Linked DNA regions of Mus musculus: regions 2, 3, 4 and 5 are each linked to region 1. Evidence: chromatin loops called from intact Hi-C (ENCODE). Cell type or tissue: left cerebral cortex. All regions are shown on one strand. Region 1 overlaps Cgnl1 (cingulin-like 1). Region 2 overlaps Tcf12 (transcription factor 12). Region 3 has its middle 70 kb from the start of Tcf12. Region 4 has its middle 60 kb from the start of Gm27188. Region 5 holds the start of Cgnl1 (cingulin-like 1).

The links. A loop is a pair of places that touch in the nucleus more often than their neighbours do. Peaks named below come from ENCODE experiments on the same cell type or tissue, not always from the same donor. Only the 100,000 strongest peaks of a DNase experiment are listed, where the experiment ranks them.
Region 2: it touches region 1 in a loop (4-fold over the local background); 6 of 42 quality-filtered maps call a loop at or near these places.
Region 3: a loop joins it to region 1, with 3 times the contacts of the local background. A loop is called at or near these places in 19 of 42 quality-filtered maps.
Region 4: it touches region 1 in a loop (2.6-fold over the local background); 20 of 42 quality-filtered maps call a loop at or near these places.
Region 5: it touches region 1 in a loop (2.6-fold over the local background); 28 of 42 quality-filtered maps call a loop at or near these places.

The regions. Positions count from the first base shown.
Region 1 is chr9:71,643,761-71,648,760 of GRCm38, forward strand. It overlaps Cgnl1 (cingulin-like 1), which reads right to left. Exons shown (of 19, transcript NM_026599.5): 13 at 1,732-1,893. Among named protein-coding and RNA genes, the nearest start is that of Myzap, 54 kb to the left of the region's middle. In left cerebral cortex, CTCF peaks have their summits at 26 (motif pointing right) and 2,509 (motif pointing right); a DNase peak (open chromatin) is centred at 2,524.
Region 2 is chr9:71,957,394-71,962,393 of GRCm38, forward strand. The region is part of intron 5 of Tcf12 (transcription factor 12); the gene reads right to left. Among named protein-coding and RNA genes, the nearest start is that of Tcf12, 150 kb to the right of the region's middle. In left cerebral cortex, a CTCF peak has its summit at 2,832 (motif pointing left); DNase peaks (open chromatin) are centred at 2,491 and 2,768; H3K4me3 peaks cover 600 bases; H3K27ac peaks cover 582 bases.
Region 3 is chr9:72,179,294-72,184,293 of GRCm38, forward strand. No RefSeq gene overlaps it. Among named protein-coding and RNA genes, the nearest start is that of Tcf12, 70 kb to the left of the region's middle. In left cerebral cortex, no CTCF peak of the experiment used is centred here; DNase peaks (open chromatin) are centred at 1,877 and 4,834.
Region 4 is chr9:72,190,370-72,195,369 of GRCm38, forward strand. No RefSeq gene overlaps it. Among named protein-coding and RNA genes, the nearest start is that of Gm27188, 60 kb to the right of the region's middle. In left cerebral cortex, a CTCF peak has its summit at 1,907 (motif pointing left); DNase peaks (open chromatin) are centred at 1,966, 2,384, 3,494 and 3,754; H3K27ac peaks cover 1,178 bases.
Region 5 is chr9:71,769,515-71,774,514 of GRCm38, forward strand. Cgnl1 (cingulin-like 1) reads right to left here and starts at 2,088. Exons shown (of 19, transcript NM_026599.5): 1 at 1,995-2,088. In left cerebral cortex, CTCF peaks have their summits at 1,149, 2,174 and 3,008 (motif pointing left); a DNase peak (open chromatin) is centred at 3,017; H3K4me3 peaks cover 1,535 bases; H3K27ac peaks cover 462 bases.

The sequences.
Region 1 (5,000 bases):
TGTGCGTGTGAGTGCAGGTGTCAGCAGAGGCCAGAAGAGGGCGCTCATTGGATCTCCTGGAGTTGGAGTTGCAGGAAACTCTGAACTGGCCACGGGGTAGAACTGAACTTGGGTCCTCTGTAAGAGTATTGTGTGCTCTTAACTGCTGAGCCCCAAATCACTTAGGCTCTTTTTCCTGCTCCCAATCCATACTGTCCAGACAATATCTGAGGTCTAAGCCAGGGCCTATCATACCAAGGGTCTTTGTTTGCTACTTGATTGGTTTCCACTTGACGTTTGTGTGTGTGTGTGTGTGTGTGCGCGCGCGCGCGCGCACGCACGCGCGTGCGCATACCTGGTGTCTTCCTCACTCACTCTCTGTCTAGGAACGACCTGGCCAGCCCCAGGGACCCTCCTATCTCTGCCTCTCTGGCACTGTGATTACAGATGCCCACTGGCATGATCTCTGTTTTGCATGTGCACTAGGGGTCTGAACAGAGGTCCTCAGGCTTATACGGCATATATTTTACAATGAGCCATCTCCGTAGCTCATCCAGTTGCCTTTGACCAGGTTGTTTAGGCCCTAGAATGATCCATTTCTAGTTAACTAGGTTGACCTTAGCTTATCCAAAAATGACTCCCTAAAGAGATCAGGAGTAAGATACTAAAAAAATATGGCAACCCCATAAACAAAGCAATAAAACTGCCATCAGTTTTCTCTGGTCTGAGAGAGGCCTATCTCATAAAATCTCCACCAGTTCAAACTTCACTCCTAGATACAAACTGCAAAGCACCCTGGAGGTTTTAAAAGCTATTTCTGCTTATATACAAAGCTGAATGAGGAATTCATTGATTTTTGAGTTTAAGCCTTCTTTGCTGGCCTTGAGCACCAGGCCCGTCTTTTATCAAACTCAGTCTCTCTGTTACTCTCTGAATTCCACTGGAGAGCAGAACACATGTGTGTTTCTGGTTTAGGGTCATTCCACTCTCACAAATTATTCCTCTTTAGCAATTCAGGTTTTCCTGTCATCTCAGAAGTCCTGGTATTTCTTTGTGTGGGTTTCTCTCAAGTGTTGAGTATTAGGCTTGTAAATACTCACCCCCAGCTGGTAACTGCTTTGGGCAGTTGCAGACAGACTATCTTGGGACTGGGAAATGGCAATGAATTGGACCACAGTTTGCTGATAACTCTGGCAATGATACATACACACTCAGGAAGATGGGCCAGGAATGAGACTGGACTCTGTGGTTTGGTCAGTGGTCCCCGATGTGCAGGGTGGTTTGGGGTCTACGGCACAGTGTGGAACCTGACTGGACAGTTGGCAGTCTTGGAGCCTTTGTAGGGGAACCATTACTTAAGGGACACAACACCATCAGCTAATTTCTTTGGGGAATAACTTATATCCTCTTCAAAGCAATGAAGCCATTAGGCTAAATCACAGATCAATTCCTTCCTGCGTAACTCTCTACAACATGATAAGCTGCCCCCCACTCCAAAGAAAGGGTCTTGATTACATCAAGCTAGAAAGAGTGAAAGCCCAAGGCTTCCTATATCCCCCTGGTGGCCCAGACGTGTTCTCCTCAGCCTGGCTCCAGTCCGGGTACCCACAGCCTGGCTCCCGCCCCCTAGGTGCCCTCAGCCTGGCTCCAGCCCGGGTACCCACAGCCTGGCTCCCAACCCCTAGGTGCCCACAGCCTGGCTCCCGCCCCCTAGGTGCCCTCAGCCTGGCTCCAGCCCGGGTACCCACACACCTCCATCTGCTTGATGAGTCGGCTGCGGTCATCCTTGAGGTGGCTCTTGGCCTCCAGCTCATACTCCAGGTCCTTCAGCGACTGCTCCAGAAGCTGCCGTTTTGTGAGCGCCTCCTCCTCAGCTCGCTGGTAGTCCTGCAACTCTTCCTCCTTGAGGCGTAACTAGAAGGAGAGCGTGTGTGAAGGTCCCTTGGGCAGTGGGAATGGCAAGGAATTGAAATGATATTGGATAGCTCTGGCAATGATAGAGAACACATGCCTGCATACAGGTTTGCATACCATGTGCATGTCTTGCTCAAGGAGGCCAGAAAACAGAGCGCACAGGCCCATCCCAAAGCAAAGAGGGGCAAACCCCACCTCTCTCTAGACTTCAATTTCCCATGTTATAAAAAGAGTGGTTTTCCTTTGTAAGAAGTACACTGTTGGGTTATAAAGTCAATTGATTAGGTGTGGACTAGTATTTTAACTACATAGAACACACACAATAAAGTATGAACAAGCACTGTGGTGTTTTTGTATTATATATTAACATATTTGGATGGATGGACGTGTCATTAGGTGGGCTGTGGTCAAAGCCACTTGACAGTCACTTAAGTAGCTAAGCGTTCTTGTATCAGCACTGTCTTAAGAGAGGTTTAACGTTTTAAAATAAAAACTAAATTAATGATCTCTAAGCAACTGCAGGCACAAAATCCAAGAACAAAATCATACTCATTTGGTAACAACCATTGCTGTGTAGAAAAAAATGGTCACCCATAACGACAGTGCTCTTTTCATCCACAAGGTGGCGCTCATATAATAGTTTTGAAGAATGTACAACAACAGTTTGAGTCTCAGGAGCCAGGCCATGACACTAGCAAGGGAAATGCCAAAATCAACCTGGCTTGCTGATTCAATGAGGCTCAACCCTAGCTCTTTGGTTGCCAATGTCAAACCCTCCTGGAGTAGACACAGAGCTAACAACGGAACACCACAGAGGTTTATTCCTTGCGGGAGTCCACAGAAAAGCCGGGGAAGCTCTGAAGGATCAGGCTAGCATAAGAAGACCCCAGTCCAGCACTGCATTCTGACGGAGATGAAGATGCTCGTTTCCAGTACAATGGGGAGCCCCAGCCACTTCTAGCACAGTCCCACTTGGGAGAAAATGACTTCTAGACACAGGCCCTGGTCTGGTTTGGGCATCAATGGTGAGTGAAACAGAGAGAGCACAGGGCAGTCATCCACAGAGAGCACAAAATGGGGTGCTCTCTGGACCTGATACACCACTCACTGCAGAGAAACACTACGTTTCTCTGAGTGTCAATGTCCCCATTGCAACATAGGGAAAATGTTAAAATGTACTTTATCTGAGAATTAGATGCTACCCAAAATTAGTGATCACAAAGAATGCTAATCAAATAAACAATTTCCTTCTTGGCATCCTCTGAAACACCATGCACACCTCTCCTAATACCTACCATACTGCTACCACCACCACCACCACCACCAACTCCTCCTCCTCCTCCTCCTCTTCCTCTTCCTCTTTCTCTTCCTTTACCCCCTGCCACCACCTCCACTTAGCAGGGGCTGGGGATCCATCTCCTAACACCTTTAAGTGCCCTCCCAAGAGCACTCAGTAACTCAGAGAGAACAGTTAGCACGCCTGATCACCCCCAGTTCCAAAGCCCAAAATGCAGGGCTGGAGAGAAACTGATCAGTGGTTAAAACCATGAGTTTGGCTCCTGGTACCCACACGGCAGCTCACAACCATCAGTGACTCCAGTTCCAGGAGATCCGATGCCTCCCTCCTCCTGGCATCTCTAGGTACCAGGCTCACATGTGGTGCAAGAATATACATGTAGGAAAAATAATTATATTCATAAAATAAATCCTTAAAAAAAAGACAAAACTTTGGAGCATTTGACTCCGAATCCAAAGCTAAAACATTCTGCATTGTGGATTTTGAGATTGGAAATGGCAAACAAGTAAAAATCTCCACAAATAACTTCAAGATCTCTGAGATCAGAAATACTCCTAGCACCAAGCATTTGAGGTAAGGAATGTTCCCCACAGAGTGTCCAAGAGTAACTTGCTCTCAGATAATAATAAGCAAGACAGAAAGCCCTAAAGGGGACACCTGTCTTACCCCATCCCAGGGGTATCACAGAAGAGACAGAAAAAATGGATGAGACAGGGAAGGGGTGCCATGCTTTGGAGCACTGTCACAGCAAGGCGCAGTCGTTGCACTAAGCAGCTGGGACGAGACTGAGCGACCAACCTTCCATCACAGAGCTGGAGGAGCTCACACGGCCCCGCCCCTCCCTGAGGATTTAAAAGTCAGCTAATTGTTGTTCATGGAGAGAACAACAGCTTTTCTTCAGTGGTGTAGCTGCTGTTGAGTTGTCCAGGCTCCTAAGAGCAACCTTAACGTGACAGGGACCAACACCAACGGGAAAGTGGGAGGGCCAGATGGGCAAAGGGGATCAGCAGGAGTGAGGAGACCAGAGAGGGTGCTGAGGTGAACAGGATCAAGAGACAGGAGATCCACATGTGAGATGTCGTAACGAGACCCACTACCGTATAAATGAATCAACCTGCTAATAAATTAGCAGATAATTTGTTAATACGATAATAAATTGTCGTATAAATTATTTTATCTACTAATAAAAATGCCAGTAAGCAAATACCTTTTTAACCTGTCAGTACCACCTTTAAGTTGTTAGCAGGATTAAGTAAATGAACTAAAGACGAACTCTAAGCCTTACCTCCTAAAGGTCAAAGGCCACCCTCACCTGACCCGGGTGTCTCACACCACAGGCAGAATGGTAGCGTCTGGCCCTACCGCATCTGCTTCCTTATCTGTGAAGAGGATCTTCATGCTTCCTTCTCCACTGAAGTGTCCAGCCTCAAAATGTTTATACAAATAGCCATGTGGATCCCTGTTTAGGGTCACAGTGACACAGTGGCCTTTTGAAGTTAAAACAGACCAGGTATTTGATGTGTTCTGGCAAATGTCTGAGCCCTTCCATCCGTCTGCTCTAAAAATGAAAAGAATATTCTTTTCACAGCAAAGAGAGCGGTGATGTCAGCGTGCCAGAGTCTGTTTTCTTGGAACCCTGTATCACATAACCCTGGGGCATAGGGGATGCGTTATCAGGGCTCTCTCAGAACTGTTCTGGAAATCTGTAATAAATACCCATTGTTCTTTGATGGGTTCAGCACTGACTCAGGGGAAAACCTTCCTTTGATCATCAAAGAAATTAAAAGTTTGGTTCTTTTTTGTTTTCCTT
Region 2 (5,000 bases), 310 kb after region 1:
CCAGGCAACAGTCAAGTGCCTTGGAATTAGTTTAGTCCTTTCCCAGGCTTGCCTTTAAGTTTGTTGCAGTACGTCCAGGACAGTACTAATTTACTTCTGCCAACACAACAGCTTTAGATGGAAAAAATCTTTTCAGCTTCACCTGAGTTTCAGCAATTACTCATTGTATTCCTATGTGGGGAATTTCTCCTTGCTCTCAAGTTAAACTGCCTCACTTGTGCACATAGAGCAGCACTCAGGAAACCAAAGCAAATACCAAGTTCCTCCTCACCTGTCTGCCTTCCAAACCCCAGCTACTTATTCTGTAACATTTTGCCATAATTCAGTTGATGCCAAAACCAACCAACCAACCAAACAAACAAACAAAACTTTTAGAAAATCTAGAATTTTATTTAATGTTTCTATTTTAAAATGTTGTAAAGAGATTCTGGTCTCTAATTTGAGAGATACTTTACATGGCATTGGAAATCTCACTAAAGTGAGCTGACACATGTGAATGAGCAACAAACTGCTTGCTTTATGAATATTGTCTTCTGTAAAGCATGGAGTTATTTACCAAAGGTTACAAAGCTGGAGACAGTCCAGTTCTCTCTCTTCATTTCACTCACAGAATGCCCAGTTCCGAGTTTTCTGCAATCAGCTTTTGGTTAGTTAACTTCAATGTCACATAGTTGTGCAAGTTTTAAAAATTCTTGTTATAGGTATTTGTACAAGATGTTAGTAAATCATATTATTTAGAAGTCATTCTTAAAGCACATCTCTCTGTTGGATAGGAATTACATTGACTTTGAAAATTGTTTACCTATATCAGACTCTCTCTCTCCATATATATGTATACACACATACACACACACACACACACACACACACACACATACAATAAAGCAATTAAGCTCTGTAAAACATAGTTTTAAAACCGACACTAAAACTTATACTTAAGATGCTGCAGAGATGGCTCAGTGATTAATAGCGCACATAATGCTCTTGCAGAGAGCCTAAGTTCAGTTCTCAGCACTCAGATTGGATGGCTCACAACAGCCTCTAACTTTAGCTCCACACTGGGGCCTGAGGCCCATGAACTCTAAAAACACCTGAACTCACCTACAACTAATTACCTCACACAGCTACCCCAGCTCCACATAAATATATGCACAAATAAAAAATCCTTACACTTAAAAAATAAGTTAAAAAATAAGTATTATAGCCAATGTAGACAAATATATTTGTGATCTCATCACACAATGTTGTCTGTGGCCCATTGGGTCTTTGAGATCCCACACTTGCTAAACTGGCAGGCCAGTGAATCCCAGCAAGCTTCCTGTTTCTACCTCTCTAGGACTGGGATCCTCACACCTGTGTGATAAATACCTTTTCAAAGGAGCCATCTCCTCTGCCCTTCTATCTGAGCATTTTTATAGATTTGTATGTGTCTTTTTTTTTTTTTTTTTTACATTTCAAATCCTCTGCTCTACTGAAGTTTACAGGGCTCAATAGCCCTTTGGCACAACCATTCTCTGGGAAGAACTTCCATGTCCCATTCAAATGACACTTCCTGTCATAGGTTATTACTGACTTTCTTACTTAAAACATTGGCACTCTGACATTTCTCTCTTATTTTTTTAAGATGTTAAAAAGCCTTACCCTGTAGAAAGCCTCACCAATAACTTTCAATAGGCTGTCATAACATAACTATCCCTCTTCTCAATATAAGTTTGAGAATTCTTTTAACTCACACTGGCCTCATCTGCATGTTATTATCATTTACTAAACATTTGTATTTTCTAAATCACTAACTACAATTAGAGCTCCCTTGGACTACACAGAAAATGGCTTGTGGTTATTCCTTTCTATTCACAACTCATAAAGCTATGTATAAGGACCTTTTGACCTCATCGTTAATTCTGTTCTTTCTTTTCATTCCCAAAACGAATAATAATTTCTAGTAGCATTTCTTCATTTTGAGTAAAGCTCCTTAAAAAGTGTTCCATGACGAAAGACATTTGAGTGGAAGATTATAACAGATAAGCAGCATGAAGTTAAAAGGGCTGTTTGTTAAGCAATTGCTTAATAGGACATAGGTTCAGAATTCCCAACAGATCTTAATATCTGAAAGAAATGTCTAGAGGGCAGATAGCAATTACACTGACTAAATAAATGCCATGCCTTTCAAATTTCTAATGGCAAGTAATGAGCTTAATGTAGTTATCCGTTAATTCTGAACAAGTGGTCAGACGACTGCTTTCTTCCACTCTTACTTCCTCAAATTTTTGGATCATACTCAGGGAATATCTATTTTAAGGAACTGCTCTGGAAGGCCCTATGTTTTATGCAAGGAATTGCTATTTTCCCAGATGAATAGAATATCCATTCTACAGATCCAAGTTTCCATGACAATAAAAACAAAACAGTCATCAGCACCAACGCGATACTTGATGGAAAATGCAGCTGCAGCTGGAACAGTGCAGTCTTTATCCTGCTGCTCTGCAAGCATAGTCGCTGTACTCCCCAGAGCAACCCAATGGTTCTACAGCAGTCTCCACCCAGACCCACACAGCAACAGCCGAGTGTGCTGACCACCTCCAACCTGCCAATCATTCGCCGTTCTCAAACTCATGTAAACACATGAAAAGGTTCAGCATTATGCTACTGGCATGGTGAATTGTAAACTAGGAATGCTTACAATGGGTTTGAGTATTGTAGATTTAGCCAAATAATATTTTAGCTTATATGATTATGAAGAAAAATTTGGGGAAAGAAGAACATTTACAGTAAGGAAAAAGCTAGGTAAAATTCATTCAGATTATAGAAAGACAGTGCCCCCTTGTGTCTTGGAAGTTCTTCCTCAACTAAATGTTGTAGTACTTAGAGTCCTAAGCTTTGGCTTTAAAAAAAATTTTTTTTAAATCTCATATAAATTTAAGAGAATTTGATAATTAGAAGTTATTCTAACTTAAAATACAAATTTATTATAAACACAGTGACTATTAAGTATGTGATTTTTAACAAGAGCTCTCTATAATGTAAGGAAAATATCATCTAATAAATTTACAGATATATTAGTTAATTTTATTTAAACTGCACTTAATATTGAAACATAGTGACAAAGCTTTAAAAAAGCAAAAAAGAAACCTGTGACCATCAGCTACACTCTCCTTTGGTACTGGTTCCTCTGTAACTTCATGACATTAATTATTGATTATCCTCACCATACTATATAAAAAGCTCTGTGCTTTATTTATATGAAAAACAAATTCATACTAAATGGAGAATATAAATGTAAGAGGTACCCATAATTAATACATCATTTTTAAGTTACAAGCATTGCAGCACAGCATCAAAGTCGGTCACTGAAGCATAAGGATTACTTTGTACTGGGGAAGGATGCACACCTGTAATCCTAGCATTTATGAAGCTGTGGAAGGAATTCAGGGTTTAGGGCCAGCTGGGGGGAGGGGGGCGACTCTGAAACAATCATTTTATGTTTAAAGTATGAATTCTTGAAATCATTTATCTGTTTAAAAGCAGAATTTCTCAAACAAACAAACAAACAAACAAACAAACAAACAAAAACTCCATATGAAAACCCTAATCTCTTCTTGCAAATAGGACTCAGGCACCACACCCAGATAAAGTCCTCTGCTTCCTTAAGCGTCTGTTCTTCCTTATAGCAAGGCAGCTCCAGCCATCCCTTTCCGTTTCTGATCTCTGGATGCCTACAAGCTAGTCTGCTACACATTAGGAAACTTTTGTTTCTCTAGTTATTCTGTCCTTAGCCGGGCTATTTATAAGACTCTAGCAGGAGAATCTAATATAGGTGAAGACGGTTTTGTTCCTTATTCATGAACACAAGATTGCTTTTACTAAATTTATTTGTTACTTATATTTGGTGGTGGTGATGGTGATGATGATGATGATGGTGATGATGTGTGTGTATGTATGTGTGTGTGTGTGTGTGTGTGTGTGTGCGCACGCATACATGTGTATAGAAGCCAGAGTTGATGGCAGGTGTCTTCCTTTATCACCTTACATTTTAGTTTTTTAGGTAAGGGCACACAGTGAAATCTGAAAGTAACCAATTTAGTCATACTGGCTGGCCAGTGAGTCCCAAAGATTTTCCGATTCCTACCCCTACCCTACACACAAGTGCTAAGGTGGCCTCCAACACCACCACACCAAGATTTTCTATGAGTCCTTGGGACCTTCTTTCAGACCTTCTAGGCAAGCTCTTTATTTCTCCAGCTCTCAACATCAATCTTAAAAACTCATTCAGAGATTTTCCCATTTAGGTTTTAAACAATCTTTTTGGTTACTGTTTTAATTTTGTAAAGTCCTACACTTAACAAAAAAAAAGTTACAAGGACAGAAACTTTTCTTTCTGTACCATTTTAAAAGTCAGTTGTGAACATCATTCTACTGTCTTCAAACATCTTTAGTGTGTACGTGAACATGTGTGCTGTACAACAGACCAAAACGATCTAATTAACCTTTCTATATTTACTGTTTAACTCAGATATTGCTCGAGTGGTCTTGTAATAACTTTTTAGGAAACAGCCTGTACCATCTTAGGCTCTCTTACATGTCCTAACTGCTGTGACCTTGCTGTCACAGGCCAAAGCAGCTCTCCATTTGCCAGAGCTTTCCTCCAGAGTAGCTCAGGCTATGCAGATTTGGAGGTGTATCTCAGGTGATGTGACTTGCTGCATTTATTCTGTCAGGAAGTGAATCTGAATTATCAACTGTCAGTACATCAAGACAGTATCTGCCAGTGCTGACCAACTGCAAAACTACCTTGTGTAACTAACTTGTAAGTATTTCATTGGAAAGTAAGAATTCTATTTTTCATAATGCTTTTGAATTAATATCAACACAACTTAGCTATTTTATAGAAGGGCTTATAAATCTATAGCTACTGTTCAGTATTTTGCCTCACAAAGTGCATCAGGTCAGTGGCTTCCCAGGCCTAAGAAGCTGTCATCACTCTTTGAGCACATCCTTTCCTC
Region 3 (5,000 bases), 540 kb after region 1:
GTACCTATATCTGTCAGGTACCTATATCTATCTGTCAGGTACCTATATCTGTCAGGTACCTATATCTATCTGTCAGGTACCTATATCTGTCAGGTACCTATATCTATCTGTCAGGTACCTATATCTGTCAGGTACCTATATCTGTCAGGTACCTATATCTGTCAGGTACCTATATCTGTCAGGTACCTATATCTGTCAGGTACCTATATCTGTCAGGTACCTATATCTGTCAGGTACCTATATCTGTTAGGTATACCACTCACCCACCAAAACCAAACACAGAAATACTCCAGTTCTAAGATACAGAAGTAATTGTTGTGCTGAGTTAAAATGTCGTGAGATTCCACGGAGGAACTGGGGCAAACAGTCTAGGTTCTGCAGCTGCCTTGCACAGGGATCCCCGAGGACTCAGCAGCACTGTCTCTTTAAGGAAGAGGAAGCCCTAACTGAAGCCTGAGGTGACCCTGGCTCTGTTCTTTACTCAGACCTGCTGCTCATAACTGAACTTGAAAGAAAATGGAAAACTGAGGGTTTTGGTTTTTTTCATTCCAAAGTCTGAATCAACCAAAATTGATCATATCTGGCCTCATAAAGAGGCAACCATCTCTTTGCAGTGAGGATGTGCATTACAACACACATACACAGCAGTACCTGAGATGCCAGAAAAATCCAAATACCCAGAACACTGAGGACATGTGTGCCCTCAGGATCCATTATGAGCAGCTCTGGTCTGAGTGCTGGAAAAAAGGAAGGTTCCTAGGATTATGCAGCTCTCAAGGCCATTTATCTGTTCACACTTCCATTTCTCTTACCAGAATGTGAGCTCCTGCAAGCTAGGGCATTTATCCAATTCATTGTTTTAGTCCTAGTGCCTCTAATAGTAACGCGTACAACTTCTTAAAATATTCTTATAGGAATGAGATAAGTCTATGGTTTGGAGTTGCAAATAATTAGAGGAAGAGTCTAAAATAATTCCAATTATTTTAAGGTACAGCTAACTATAGTTCTTTTCTGTGATGCTAAGAGAAAGAAAGAGTGTTTGGCATCTTTGAAAATTAAAGCTACGCACACAAATCCGCATGCACACACAGAGGCACACAGACCTTTCAATGAGCATATGTTGATTTTATTGCTTCCGTACATCCCCTGCCAAGCATCTTTGTTTGGTTATCTCCTGATTAAGGACCCCTGAAGGTTTCTAGTTGTATGATGTATTAGTTTGGAGTCATAGGAGAAGCATCGTTTTCAATTAAATCTGAGATTTTATAACTATTGTGTAATGGAAATTCTATAGAATCATCTTATAGATGTAGATTAATAATCGGTTCTTTCCTGAATGCTAAAGACAGAAGCTGTCTGATTGAATGGCATGTAAGCCAAAGAGGAGAAGGGAAAAAAATGATTAACTAAAAGCCCAGTAGAGTGTAGCTGGCTATCAGAACGGTTCCAGAGTCTCAAAGCTCGATGCCGGGCCCGTTTCTGTTCCTCCTCCTTCAGGTTCACTCATTCCTTCTCAATGTCTGTAGTCAGTAACCTTTTCTCCCCTACAAAGGCAAGATGGCCTCCAGATGCCTCAGGCTCACATTCTTCAAGTTTAGCAATCTTCCAAGGAGAGAAATCATCCTCATTAATTGATGAGGAAAGGTTCTGGAGAGGACCGTGTTTAGCTCAGCCAATGTCACACCCATTCCTCAGTCAATTAATTACTGCAGTGAGAAGGACAAAACACTTTAATTGGCTAAATCTGTTCCTCCCATGTCTCCTTACATCTACTGGCTGAATCTGGATCCATGCCTCTGCCTTGTGGACCGGGAGAGGAAAGGCTCAGGATGGTGCTGTGCTCTGGAGGAGGCGGTTCTCCAAAGGAAAACATGTGGGTGTTGCTGAGAGGGAAGTGGATGAACAATGGGAACTTAGCCAGCACACCACACCAGGGCTGACACAGAGCTCTTACGTGTAGGTTTCGTGAACCAACTGGCCTCCGTCCAGGTCATTCAGGGGTCTATTGTCAATAGCTGAGGCACATACTGTACCTTTGTTAGCTGTTTAGAATAGTACCCGAACACTATGATTTTAAAGTAGTCTATGCAGTGCTGGGGTCTACAGGGCCTTGCACACATTGGACAAGTACTCTACCACTGAGTCACACTGTCGGCCCACAGGAATGATGCATGTGTTGTAACATGGACACACAACAAGGATGCTTGCTTGTCTTTATGAAACTGAAAATTGATCCTTTGCACTTAAAACATATATATATGAACATATAATACACATATACATACGTGTGTGTGTGTGTGTGTGTGTGTGTGTGTGTGTGTGTGTGTGTTTAAGGCATTTTTTCAGACCCTCATCAGAATTGGGTGGAATAGAGCAAGAATTGGTAAATAAAATAAAATAAGTAAATGAACCTTTCTTGCCTTTTGTTTCTCCTGAGGAATAATATAGTGTGCGCACAGTCTTTTCTATGAGGCGTTGTATCTCCTGGCCCAGCGTCTCCAAGTGGCTTGATTTTAAGATAACTTGACTGAGTACTTGAGTCAGTAGTGAGCCTGGTGGAAAGGAGCATGAGAGCCAAGCTAAGCCCCAAGTCCCCAAGATGCCCTTCAGGAGCAGTCAGCCATTTAATTTGATCTATTAAACAAACTTAGCAGTTGGGGTGCCCACACAGCGAGAAAGGCTGCTTAGAGATGAGATGCTGGCTTTAACTGGAATCTTCTGTCCCTTATTAGACAGCCATAAGCTTCTAATTATACACACCATCTTCCTTTCAAATGTGGATTTGTAAAAGCTTATGAATTTTCATTCTTAGTCTCAGATTTAGGGAATAAAAACAAGTTCTTGTCATGAACAAATAGGAGGGTTCTTTTTTCCTCCTTTTCTTTCTTCCTTTTAAAATTTTGTCCTGCCCCCAAAAGATTCTTGATAATTGATCAAACACCCACTGTGCACCAGAGCTGCGTGAGGGACTTGGAACTATACGAAGGACGTTTGAAAGGTAATTCCTGTCCTTGAAGAATTTAGGTAAGGTGTCTCTGGAGAAAGTCTCATACCCAGGACAATTATGCAACAAGGGATTGCACTGTTCTTTCCAAAGTGGCTTCCCTTCTGTTTCCTTCCCTGAATGGGGGTTTTGCTTCAAGCTCCAGAATTTCTTTTTTGTAGTTTTCCTTGATCCCTTGAATGGAAGGTAGGGACTGTACTGTTCGAACTGCCCTTCTAAGCACTAAATTAGGTTGTCTATAACCATTCACCTGAGCACGTGGGGGGAGAGTGAGAGTTGGGGGGTGCAGGTGCACATGGGGATGGGAGGCTCCTCGAATTTTTTCTTGTGTCTGCACTGCAATGACACACAGCCAGTCCTAGAACCAACCAAAACTGCCTGGTTAAAACGTTGGGTATAAACCTGAGTTGCTAGGTGCTCTGAGTTACCACACCCAGTCTTCTCAGCCCTTCTTTCTGCAAACTGACCCCTTGCAGTGTTGCCATTCTTCCACTGACTGAGCTCAGACACCACTCTCTCCACAAGGCTTCCACCCTTTGCATCTCCTAGACTGTATTTCTTGTACCTCTTCCTAGCATTGGTTTGTTTTTATGTCTCCATTCCCATTCTAGACGCTTTGTATCATGTTTTATTATCCTGGAACCCTGAGTGCCTAGTAGGATCCCTGACACACAGTAAGTCCTCTTTAAGTTATTGAAATGAATCAAATCAGTTTGCATACAATTCAATAGTGGCATAGAAGAGACTCAGGCAACTGAAGGCCCCGAGCCCTGAGCTTTACATCTATCTAGGTCATAACAGGGAAAGCAACCTTGAAGAGGAGGAGATGAAAGGGCAGTGCTCCAGTGCTTGCTGCTGGAGCCCAACAAAAGCTGGTGACGTTGAGTGGATGGATGGGTCTGGCTGGTTGAAGAGTATTAGGGATGAAGGTTGTAGAGGCCAGGTTGGGTCAATGGAGGATCCTGAGTGTCAGTCAGAGCCAGTGAAATGGGATACAACATGCCACGAAATCCAAGGAAAATCAGTTCTCAGAGTGAGCGTGCCCTTTTCCATGCTTCTGCCTGAGAACGGATGTCCCTACTCTTAGCATGTCACTGGCAGGGCTTGTGCCATCTGGGTACGGCAGTGTGGTGTAGAAGCAGGGTGGCAATAGAGGGGTCAGGAGTGCTGGAGGTGACTTTCCTCCACTTTGGCACAGATCTGGTGCTTGAGGTGGTGAAATAGTTTCGTGATGTAATCCTCAGCGTGACGTGGAGAGCATGGTTCGAGAGGCCCCTTTAGAGCCGGGCATGGTGGCGCATGCCTTTAATCCCAGCACTTGGGAAGCAGAGGCAGGCGGATGTCTGAGTTTGAGGCCAGCCTGGTCTACAGAGTGAGTTCCAGGACAGCCAGGGCTACACAGAGAAACCCTGTCTTAAAAGAGAGAGACAGAGAGAGAGAGAGAGGTATTTATTTGTCTCTCTGCCTCCAATCTATTCTGGAACAAAGCCAGGCTTAAACAGGCATCAAATAAAGTTTTTGAAATTTGAACTCAGAGATGCACAGGAAAAAACGGAAAGCAGAAACCACTAGAGCTGAAATGACAGTGCATAATGATGCTTTTGTCAAAGGTGTTTAAGATCTACCCAAAGATTCTTTGAAGACAGGGAGACCCGGGAAGTTTCTGGTCTGTGGGCTTCTTGGAAATTAAGGAGTGGGTAGTACAAGGGCCTAGCGATATCTCCGCCAACCCAAAGAAGAAACAGAGGACTGTTTACTGAGTGACTTTGCTGTTGGAAGCGTCCCAGCCACAGCTTGGGAACATCGGGCAGAGTTACCACCCTGCTGCCACAGCCTCTGCCAACTTGGATAAGAAGCCTTGGAGCTGACCTGTCTCTTGGCTCTGACACAAGGCAAGTGAGCACACCAGCAGGCAAGGAAAGGAAGACATTGTGAAATAAAAGACACGAAAACGAGGCGAGCAGGGTGCTCCTCTCGTCTCCCGTGATCCCACCCT
Region 4 (5,000 bases), 550 kb after region 1:
CGGAGAGCAACATTGGCCCTTGAGAAAGTAGGTGAAGCTTACTAAGCTGGCCTCTTGGGAGTCCAGAGCAAAGAGCATCGTGAGTAATTGTTTCAGGATATATATTCAGATGGAGAACCATGTCCTGTAGAATTTATTCTTCCAGGAAGTTTCTCACACATCTAGATAGAGGGTTTTTTTAGAACTTCCAGAGAGCATAGCTATCCTTTAAAGGGGCTGTCATGTTAATGATCTACCTTTTTCCTGACTATAGGACTACTTAAAGTTTGAGCTGTAGCTTATGTGACTTCAGAACGTGGATTTTTATATTTTAATTGAATTCGTTTATCTTATTTTTGCTTTTGAAGGTTTTATTTTAATTGTGTTTGTGTCTGGGCTGGGGGAGGTATATGCATGTGAGTGTCATTGCTCATAGGTGTCAAAAGAGGGCGTCTGATTCTCCTGGAGCTAAGTTACAGGCAGTTGTGAGCCATCTGACGTGGGTGCTGGGAACTGTCCTCTGCAAGAGCAGCAAGCAGTCTTAACTCCAGCCCCCAGTGTGTTTTAGATGTACATATCACCTTGGAGCTAGACTTTACCTTGATGGACAGAGTAGCTCTGCACAGTCAGGTTCTGACCCTCTCCTTTGCTTACATTTTGCTTTGGTTTCACAGTAAGACTTAGATAGTGTCTGGAAGGATTTCTTAAGTTCAAAGTTATTAATGACTAATATGGAGGGTACAATTCTTGGTGTCTTTTCTTAAGTATAGAAAAGGCCCTTTCTGCCCATGAAAGCTAGAGCCTATGAGGAGATGGGTGGACAGATGAACTGCCCCACCCGATTCCAAGAGGAAGGAAAAAGGAAGGCAAAGCAGACACAAGAAGGCCAGAGGCCGGATTCTTGGCAATGAGTGGAGGTGAGGAGGCGGCAGTGGGAGGCAAGCTGACAGATAAGCATGAGCCATCGTCACCACGGAGCTCACATGACTGGGGATTGCACAGGTAGTCCAGCGAGTCCCGCGTTCTGACAGACCCAGTGGTTTTGAGAGCACAGAGGTACATCAGGGGGCTCCAGATATTATCAGCCAGAACATTCAGATGACCAGGACCATGAATTTCAGAGGTAATTTCCTCATATGTCTAGACAGGGAAAATAACACTGCAGTGACCACCAATTCAGAAAGTAGAAAACCTTGCCCCTGGATCATTGACCAGTGAGGTTCTAGGTAATGCTACCTCACAGCCATGTCCCTTCCCAATGTATTCCAGGCCCCGTACACACAGAAGCTAGCTTGGAAGAGAACGAAGGGATGGAGAGAAAATATAAACTAACAGAATTCACTTAAAGAGGTCATGTGAGTCACTCCATTGAACTAAGTTTAACTGAATTGAATAAACTTCAGGCTTCCTTTCCCAGCTCCCCATAGATGAGCAGTGGTGTTCGGGAAACGTAAAGACTTCTCTGGGTGTCTGACTGAACCCAGGAATGTAGTGACCCCACTACCAGCATGTCAGGCTTCTTGCCAAGCCTAGTATGTCCAGGTTTTGTCTGCATTGGGCTGACTCAGCTGAGGAAGATACCTACTCAACTGAGTCTAGGTACCAGCTACACCAGCATTGTGACAGAACTGGCCACTTGATCCCATAGATGGCTTCTCTTTGTGGATACTCAAAACCCAGCAAGAAAGGACATTTTTAAGCACACCTGGAAGGGACTTTTCTTTTGTCTGGATGAGGAAAAGGTTTTGAGATCAATAGGCAAGGAGTTATTTGGCAGGCTAAGGTCTCATTCCCTCATGCTTAATGAATCATATCCGGAATCAAGTAGGCAAGACACACTTGGACAAAATCCTAATATAGATATGAATCTAGGTCTAGCATCCTATCGGACTCTTGCTTGTACAATCCTCTGTGGGCTACACCACCACCTGCAGGCCAGCCCTAAAAAGTACATGTCCAAGAAAATGGCGGTGTTCCTGGACTAAGTTGCCCAGCCAAAATAGCTGCATTGTGCTTTGTTTATGCTTTGTTCAGTCCTGGGGTCAGGATCCTCATGGCTCATTTCCATATGGCTCAACTCCTAGAGTTTAGTAGACAATTCTTCACACATTTCTTCTCTTTGGCTGGCTCAGTAGAATGGAGGTTTTCTTGGTTCTCAGGTGCAAATGCAGCCTTCTAACCAGCCTTGTGTAATTCCTGCAGTCTTCCGTAATCTATGCGACACAGTCACTGTTTCCAGCCACTGAGATGAGAGCATTTTGTGCCAGACAGACCTGATGATTTTGCCCATGGGTTTCCTTCTCTAGGAAACTGCCTTTTGGAAATATTTAATTCCCTACCCCCTTGAGAGTAAGATCATTTGTCAGGAGGCTGGTGTGGTTAATTAGATGCAGGAATTCAAACCAATCACCTTCCCCCTTCCCCCTTCCCGAAGCACTTTGGATTTAACATTTCCTACGCAATCAGATGCAGCAGAATCCTGAGCGGAGGCTCAGGCACCACTTTTGGCAACCATCTGCTTGGAATTTCTTTTCTTTTTTTTTTTTTTAAAAGATTTATTTATTTATTATATGTAAGTACACTGTAGCTGTCTTCAGACACTCCAGAAGAGGGAGTCAGATCTTGTTACAGATGGTTGTGAGCCACCATGTGGTTGCTGGGATTTGAACTCTGGACCTTAGGAAGAGCAGTCGGGTGCTCTTACCCACTGAGCCATCTCACCAGCCCCTGCTTGGAATTTCAAGGAAGCTATTCCATCCTGTCCTGGTCTCCACCAAGAGGGCTTTGGGCCAGGCAGGATCTCCCATACCTGGGCTTGTATGCCATATAGGTGTAAGCACACAAGCTGAGCTACAGGATAAATAAAGCCAGTCATTGCTGTGGAGGAAACTGGGACAGATAAGTTTAGGGGAGAAAAATCAAACTCTATTTTGAAAATGTTTGATTTGAAATGCTTATTAGTTATCTGATGAAAACATTAAGTAGAAAGATTTGCTAAGTCTACAGCTTGGGGCGAAATGTCAGGACTGGAGAACATAGATCTGGGAGTTATTGACAAAGAGATAGAAGTTAAAGCCATGGGATAAGACCTCCTACAAAGCGAGCATGTATATCTAAAGAACAGGAGTTTACATGCCTCAAAAATTGGGATAAAAGAAAGGAGGCAGCAGACTTCTATGAAACCAATGAGGCATGGCAAAGCTGAACCCAGGAGAGACCACCAAGAGGCCTGTAAGAGCGGGAGCCACCAGAGCAGCTGCAGGGGGTAGATGGAGAAGAGCCCAGATCCTAGGGAGAACATATTTAAGGTGAAATAAAATGGGTGGATAACAAGACAGGTCAGTATAGACAGTAGATGATGGGTGGATAAAAGAGACAGAGATGCTGGATAAGCAATAGGAAGACAGCTGATTAAATGCATGACTTGGAAGGGAACTGTAGAGACGCTGGAGAGAATGAGACTGGGAAAGGCTTTCCATAGTGAGAGGGGATCCAGGACATAAGTGGCAAAGTCCAAGAGGCCTGGGTGGAAAGGGAATTTTAGTAAATGTGATGACGGGAAACATTCCAGTTGTCTTCTGGTCGCTTCTGCTTCAGTTATAAAAGGAGTGATGGCTTTGTTTTTGCCAGTTTCTGTGAGCCTTGGACTGAAACCTTTTCCTAGTTAGAACATCCTTCACTTTATCCTGAAGCTGAGCTAGAAGTCGTCAAGGCTTCTGGATCCCCAGCCGTACTACATCCAGTTCTGGTCCTTCTCTTAGGAAGGTCAACTGGATGGGGAGATGTGGCATGTCCCAACCCTGGCTGAGAGCCCACCCAAGCTGCATACACTGCAGAATACAGCCAGTGGAAGAACCGGCAGGTTAGCGTGTCCACCCACAGGCTGGGGCTGCTGGCACCCATTTTTAAAAAGCCACAAAACCATCTTAGTGCTGTTTAGTTTCTGCCTTGGTGATAATGTCTTACTTGCTTCTCAGTTGGGCTTCCAGTTTGCCCTCACATTTGATCCCCTCTCCCTGCCTCCTTCCCTCCCTCCCTCCCTCCCTCCCTCCTTCCCTCCCTCCCTCCCTCCCTCCCTCCCTCCCTCCCTCCCTCCCTCCCTCTGTATCTCTCTTTTCCCTTCCTGTTCCATCTTTGCACTCCCAACCCCATCTCTTTCTCCTCACAGATCTGACAAGGCTTTGGCACTAACAAGCAATACTCTAGCTCCCCCAAGGATGCTACCCCTTGACCTTTTCAGCTCCAGCCACAGACTGGTTCCAGGCTTCCACTACCATGTCCCTTTCTAGGAAGGCAGGTCCTCATGCAAATGTGAAAACAAAGTAAAAAGATAACTAATGGGGGGGCTGGCGAGATGGCTCAGTGGTTAAGAGCAGTGACTGCTCTTCCAAAGGTCCCAAGTTCAAATCCCAGCAACCACATGGTGGCTCACAACCATCCGTAACGAAATCTGATGCCCTCTTCTGGAGTGTCTGAGGACAGCTACAGTGTACTTACATATAATAAATAAATAAATCTTTTTTTTTTAAAGATAACTAATGTATCCATAAGACCTTATTGATGAATTAAAACCACCGTGATGGCTTTTGGAGCAGACCTCTGACATGGAACCCTCTTCATCTCCTTCAACTCCAGTGGGGACAATATCTTCTCAGGAACAGCACATCTCCTGGGGAATGAGTGAAGATACAGATGATTCGGGCTTAGAGAAGATGAGAATAAGGAGGAGAGTTTCCTCCACAGACGCTTCCCCCTCCCCGCCAACAAGCCCTCAGTGACAATGCACAGTACCTACACTTATCGCTGCTTAAACAACAGATTAGAATATTTCTTTTCCTAGTAAGAATTTTATAGTAAAAAATGAAGACATACATTAATATAAAATGAAAACATATAACTGTACATCCATGTTTTAGTTTAGTAAATATGCTTTCAGTGGGTGGACATTATTGTATTTGAATAAGACAATCTAAGTAAAGATATTTCTAACTAGATGTAAGTCTGAGTGAATGCTTACTTTC
Region 5 (5,000 bases), 130 kb after region 1:
CAGGTGAGAAGGAGGTTCACAAGTGTACACCAGTCATGTTGATGGTCTGGCATGCACGTATGCATTTGCACACACATATATACATATACATACACACTCTGCGGAAGTTGGAGGTTCTGGGTTCAGGGGCCACCCTGTGACACCACACTCTCCACAGGCAGGCCATTGCTATGTTGGTGACTCCTCAGTGGTCACATTCTAGCAGCTGACCAGTGACAGGAGAGGGCACCGTAGTAGGAGGAGAGGAAACAGGACAGGCCAACGGGACAACACTTTATCATTTTTCATTTTCAAAAATCAACGTCAGTCTAGCTCATGTCAGAGATCAGAGACAAACACCCTCCCCAGGGCACCCATAAAGGGACATCATCCTGATACTACAAAAAGACAATATACAGGACCATCGCCTAAGGAAAAGGGAAGTCTGATTAGTGGCCACGTTGCAGCAACCACCAGGAGACTTGTGAGAGCATACTTGGAATACCAGAGAGCGTTAACTTAGAGATGACTGTTAACCCAGGGACAACCGTCTTGTCCTAAAACACGTGTGACAAAACGTCCCATAAAACATATGTGACAGAAAACCACCGGATTCAAACAGATGTTCAGCCTTCCCATTGTCCTATCAATCTTAGGTCACCTGACAGGCGATTGAGCTGAGCTCTGCCTTGGTACTGGAAACGCTAACCCCCTAACTCAGGTGTTATTTATTCTATCAAGGAACATACACATGGCTGCTCCTGAGGACGCGAGCACACATCAAAAATAACTAACTCACAAATGAAACCCTTCAGGGTCTCTCCACTCCCAGGAAAATCCCCACGTTTATGTAACACAAGTGCTTTTGTGTCTGTACACACGTGCCTGTGTAAGGAGGAGGTCTACAAAAGCTCACCAAATCCTAAGTGTTCTCTTCATCTGAGACACTTTTCCGAATCACTTGGTTTTCCCTGACAGGACTATATAACCTTGACTCTGGCAATGACTTCAGAATTTAATGCCCACACTCCAACCTCCTAAATAGAAAGTGCCCCCGGAAATATTTACTGTAAATAGAATTAGGAACAAAGAGAACTTTTATTTTTTAAATGGCACCACCTGCGGTCTAAGGTTAGCAGGCTGCGTCCACAGGCTCCCCTGGTGGAGAGGTGGGTCAGGAGCCTGAGCGCTCTGCTCTTCCAAACTTGGCTGCACCCAGAACCACCCGGGGTCGCTTTTTAAAAGTTCCCACCGCCGACTACCCCCAGACCCCTGGAGTAGAGATGTACCCAGGGTGGGGGTGGGGGGCGCGAGGAAGGTGAGAATCTTTTCATTGGTTTTGATTTAAATCTCACCAGGTGTGTAGCCCACTCTGCAAGCCAAGTCCTCTTTAAAAGAACTCCTACAGTATTTTGAGCAGGGTACTCGGCGTTGGAAGGGTTCTTGGGGTAAAAGGGCACGCACACAGTAAATATACAAAGTTCTTAAAAAAAAAAAAAAAAGTCTCTGTAAGTCCAACACCACAGCCAGGCACCTACCTTGAAGCCAAACGGTGATGCAACTTGGAAAAGTCCCTCAGAAAGCGAAAAAAGTGCTCTCGTGGTTTAAGGGCTTTCGGGGTGACCTGCCTGGACAGTGCAGTGGCACGCGGGGCCAGGACAGCGGAGCGGCCACCAGCCTGTTCTAAGGAATGGCTTAAAGAGCACTGAGATCAAACACTGCAGGGAAGGGTTGGGAGTGCGGTGCTCCGTGGGGCTCGCCCGCAGCTGTCACTAGAGCCCTGTACAGGCTCGCCACCAACTGTCCGACTCGTCTGCAGTACTGGGCTCAGCGTAGGAGGCAGGAGCGCACCTCCAGCCCCGGGACTGCAGCCGCGGCGCCCGGATCCCACGACCGACGCTGAGGCTGAGCACTGCGCAAAGCTGCAGGAGCTCGAGCCTGTCGAGTTCCCGGGCACCGTCTGGGCTCCGGGGTCCCGCGCACACCCTCCGGGCTCCCGCTCGGAGCTCACTTACCGCCTCTGCCTCCAGGGTCCCGCTCCGGCAGCTGCCCGCAGAGCCGGGCCGGAGAGCAGCGGCCGCCGCGTCGCCAGGAGGCCGCGCCAGCCCCGCCCCGCCCTGCAGTCGCCCGCCCTCCCGGGAGGAGGAGCAGGCGGGTCTGCGTCCGGACCCTCCCAGCGACCCAGGACCCGGCGGACCGAGGACTGCGGCCCCTCGCGGACAGTCCCGGGCGATCCCTGAAACCCTGCCCCATCTGCGCCCTGAGACCTCCCTGCGCCCATACCAGCACCCCGTTCCCACCCGCAGCCACTCTCTTCTCTCTCTCAGCACCCCCTTACAACCCCTCCTCCAGGAAACTTTCCCTATTCCGCAATCCCACCCCAGATCTCAGTTTCCCCCCATTCTTCCACTCAGCCTTGTTCTGTCACCTAGAAGCAAATCACAAAAGGCACGAAGTGACAAAGTGACGTCTATAAGCTAAAGCTGGGCCTAGCTCTGAGGTCACCTGGCTCCTGGTAGCAGCACAGACATTAGAGACAAACTCTCAGGCCCTAGTTTAGTTAGTTTTCCAGGGAAGGTGGCATTACATTGCCAACTGGGAAGGCCAGGGTGTCATTTCCAAGTTCAGTTTCCTCCATTGTAAAGTGAGCGAGGCACTCACTCAACGGCTTGTTATTCCTGAAGAAAGGACTGCAGAAATGGCATGTGTCTTACAGTATTTTAATAAGTAAATGTTTACTGACAAACATGTTGAATAAAATCAACACTCAAAAATTCAGTCACTCAAAACAGTAACGTGAAAAGATTTCAAAAAGTAATAGTGATTATTTTGTAGGAAAACTGCAACAGCAATAGAAGAAAAGTTGCACAGTGATGAAACGTGCTTGTATTTATTTACAGAGCTGGAGAAATGGCTCAGAAGTTAAGATCTGTTTCTGTTCTATAAGATCTGGTTCAATTCCCAGCACCATCAAGACAGCTCCCAAAACCTTTGTTAACTTCAGTGCCAGGAGGATCTAGTGCCATCTTCTGGCCTCCTCGGGTACTGCATATATGTGGCGCACAGGTATACATGCAGGCAAAACTTGAAAAAAAAATATTTTCAAGTGATCTTTAAAAAGAAGACAAAGGAGGAAGCTATTCTCCCTGGACCCCTTTGGAAACAGTGGGTCTACCAGGCATGCTCCACGCCTAGTCAGCCGAGTATAGTTATGAATGCAACCTTTGTCCCTCCTCCCAACAAAAAGAAAGTAGTAAGCCTACTTAAAACATTGCACGTTTTTGTGAAACTTGATTGCTTAGTTCTCAAGTCTGGGCTTTGTAGATGATAAAACTGCATGAACAGTGTTCTCAACGGGACTGCTTGCCAGTGCAAAGACATCTGGGTTTTGGGTATATCTGGAATTAGGCAAACTGTAAGGGAGGCTGTGCTGGACGATAGAAAGGGTGTCATATAACACAGGCGCAGACACATGTTAACCATGCCTTAGACACCTCAAAATGCCTGCAGTGGAACCTGCACCTAAATGGCTCTGAACACCGGGATTGGCAGAACCGTACAAACCAGGAGGAGGCTTACAAGAGGAATCCGTGTGGGGAGGGACGGTCCCAGAGAGCGTCTAAAACTGGTAACCAGATGTGTTTCCAGAAACAGAAATAGGACCACAGGGAAAGAGGTATGTTTTTTAAAGATGTATTTATTTCATGTCTACATGTGTGCCTGGGTGTATATGTGTGCACCATGCATGTGCAGTGTTCACAGAGACCAGAGAAGATGTGGGACCTGCTGGAGCTACAGGAGGTTGAGCATCTGATGTGGGAGCTTGGGATCTGAACCTCTATTCATCAAGTGATATACTTATTTGTTTGTTTGTTTACTTATTTATTTACTTAACTATTTGGGGTTTTTATTTGGTTTTTCAAGACAGGGTTTCTCTGTGTCCTGTGTCTCTGTGCCCTGGCTGTCAAGAATTCTCTCTGTAGACCAGGCTGGCCTTGAACTCAGAGTGATCTTCCTGCCTCTGCCTCCCAAGTGCTGGGATTAAAGGCATGTGCCACCACTGCCCGGCTGCCACTGAGGTTTTATAGAACTGTGGGATAACTGTGAACAGCGGGCTGGTAGCTGGGCTGGTGGTAGAGAAACAACGTATGAGCAAAACCAGGTACTGGGAAATGAGTGTGTCGAGCCCTCACTCAGGGGCAGGAAATAGACAGCTCACCCGAGGGAGAAGTGGAAGGGTGTGGGGGCGGTGTCTGTGGCGGGGAGGGTAGGGACTCCTCCCTCGAGGAGGAAACTGAACCACCTGCCACCCGTCTATTCCCACTCAGACCCTTGAGAGCGTTTGCAGAAAGTACATGCTCAGCAAACATTTGCTGACCATAGAAACACCATTTACCCAGCATGCCTGACCCCTTCTTTCCCAACAGGTAGTCTAATGATTAAAATATATAAAAATATGGGGAGTAGATGGGGAAGCGAGGCGAGGAGCAGAATCTGCCTGGGCTAGGCCGCTGTCCCTGTCTCTGCTGTCACTACAGATATTCAAGCCCCACCAGCCTGAAGGGAGAGCAAGCCTGTGCTGTCAAAGCCTCTGAGATTCTGAGCCGCGCCTTTCCGGTATCTTTTCCTCGGTGGGAGACTCACAGGCTTGACCCTGAGATAGAATCTGAGAGGATTTTTTTTTTTTCTGGTAGAGGATAAGGGGGTTGTTTTGTCAGTGACAGCAATTTGCCTAAAGAAAAAAAAAAAAAATCAGGAAGAAAGGTAGGAAAAAAAATCATCTCTTTCCTCCTCCAAATTTTGTGAATTGTGTAGTGCCAAAATGTTCAGGCAACACGGGAGGCAGGAGCAATGTTGCCCAGTGGAAGGGGCAGAGAAAGGAGACTGCAGGGTGATGCTCATCCGGGGCCTTCACTTGGGAGACTTAGTGAATGAGGCTAGCAGAGAGCATTGTGGGAAGTGCTTTATCCCACTGAAGTGCTGAAGGAGCACTAGGGAGATAGAAGGGTCTCTCAAGAGCG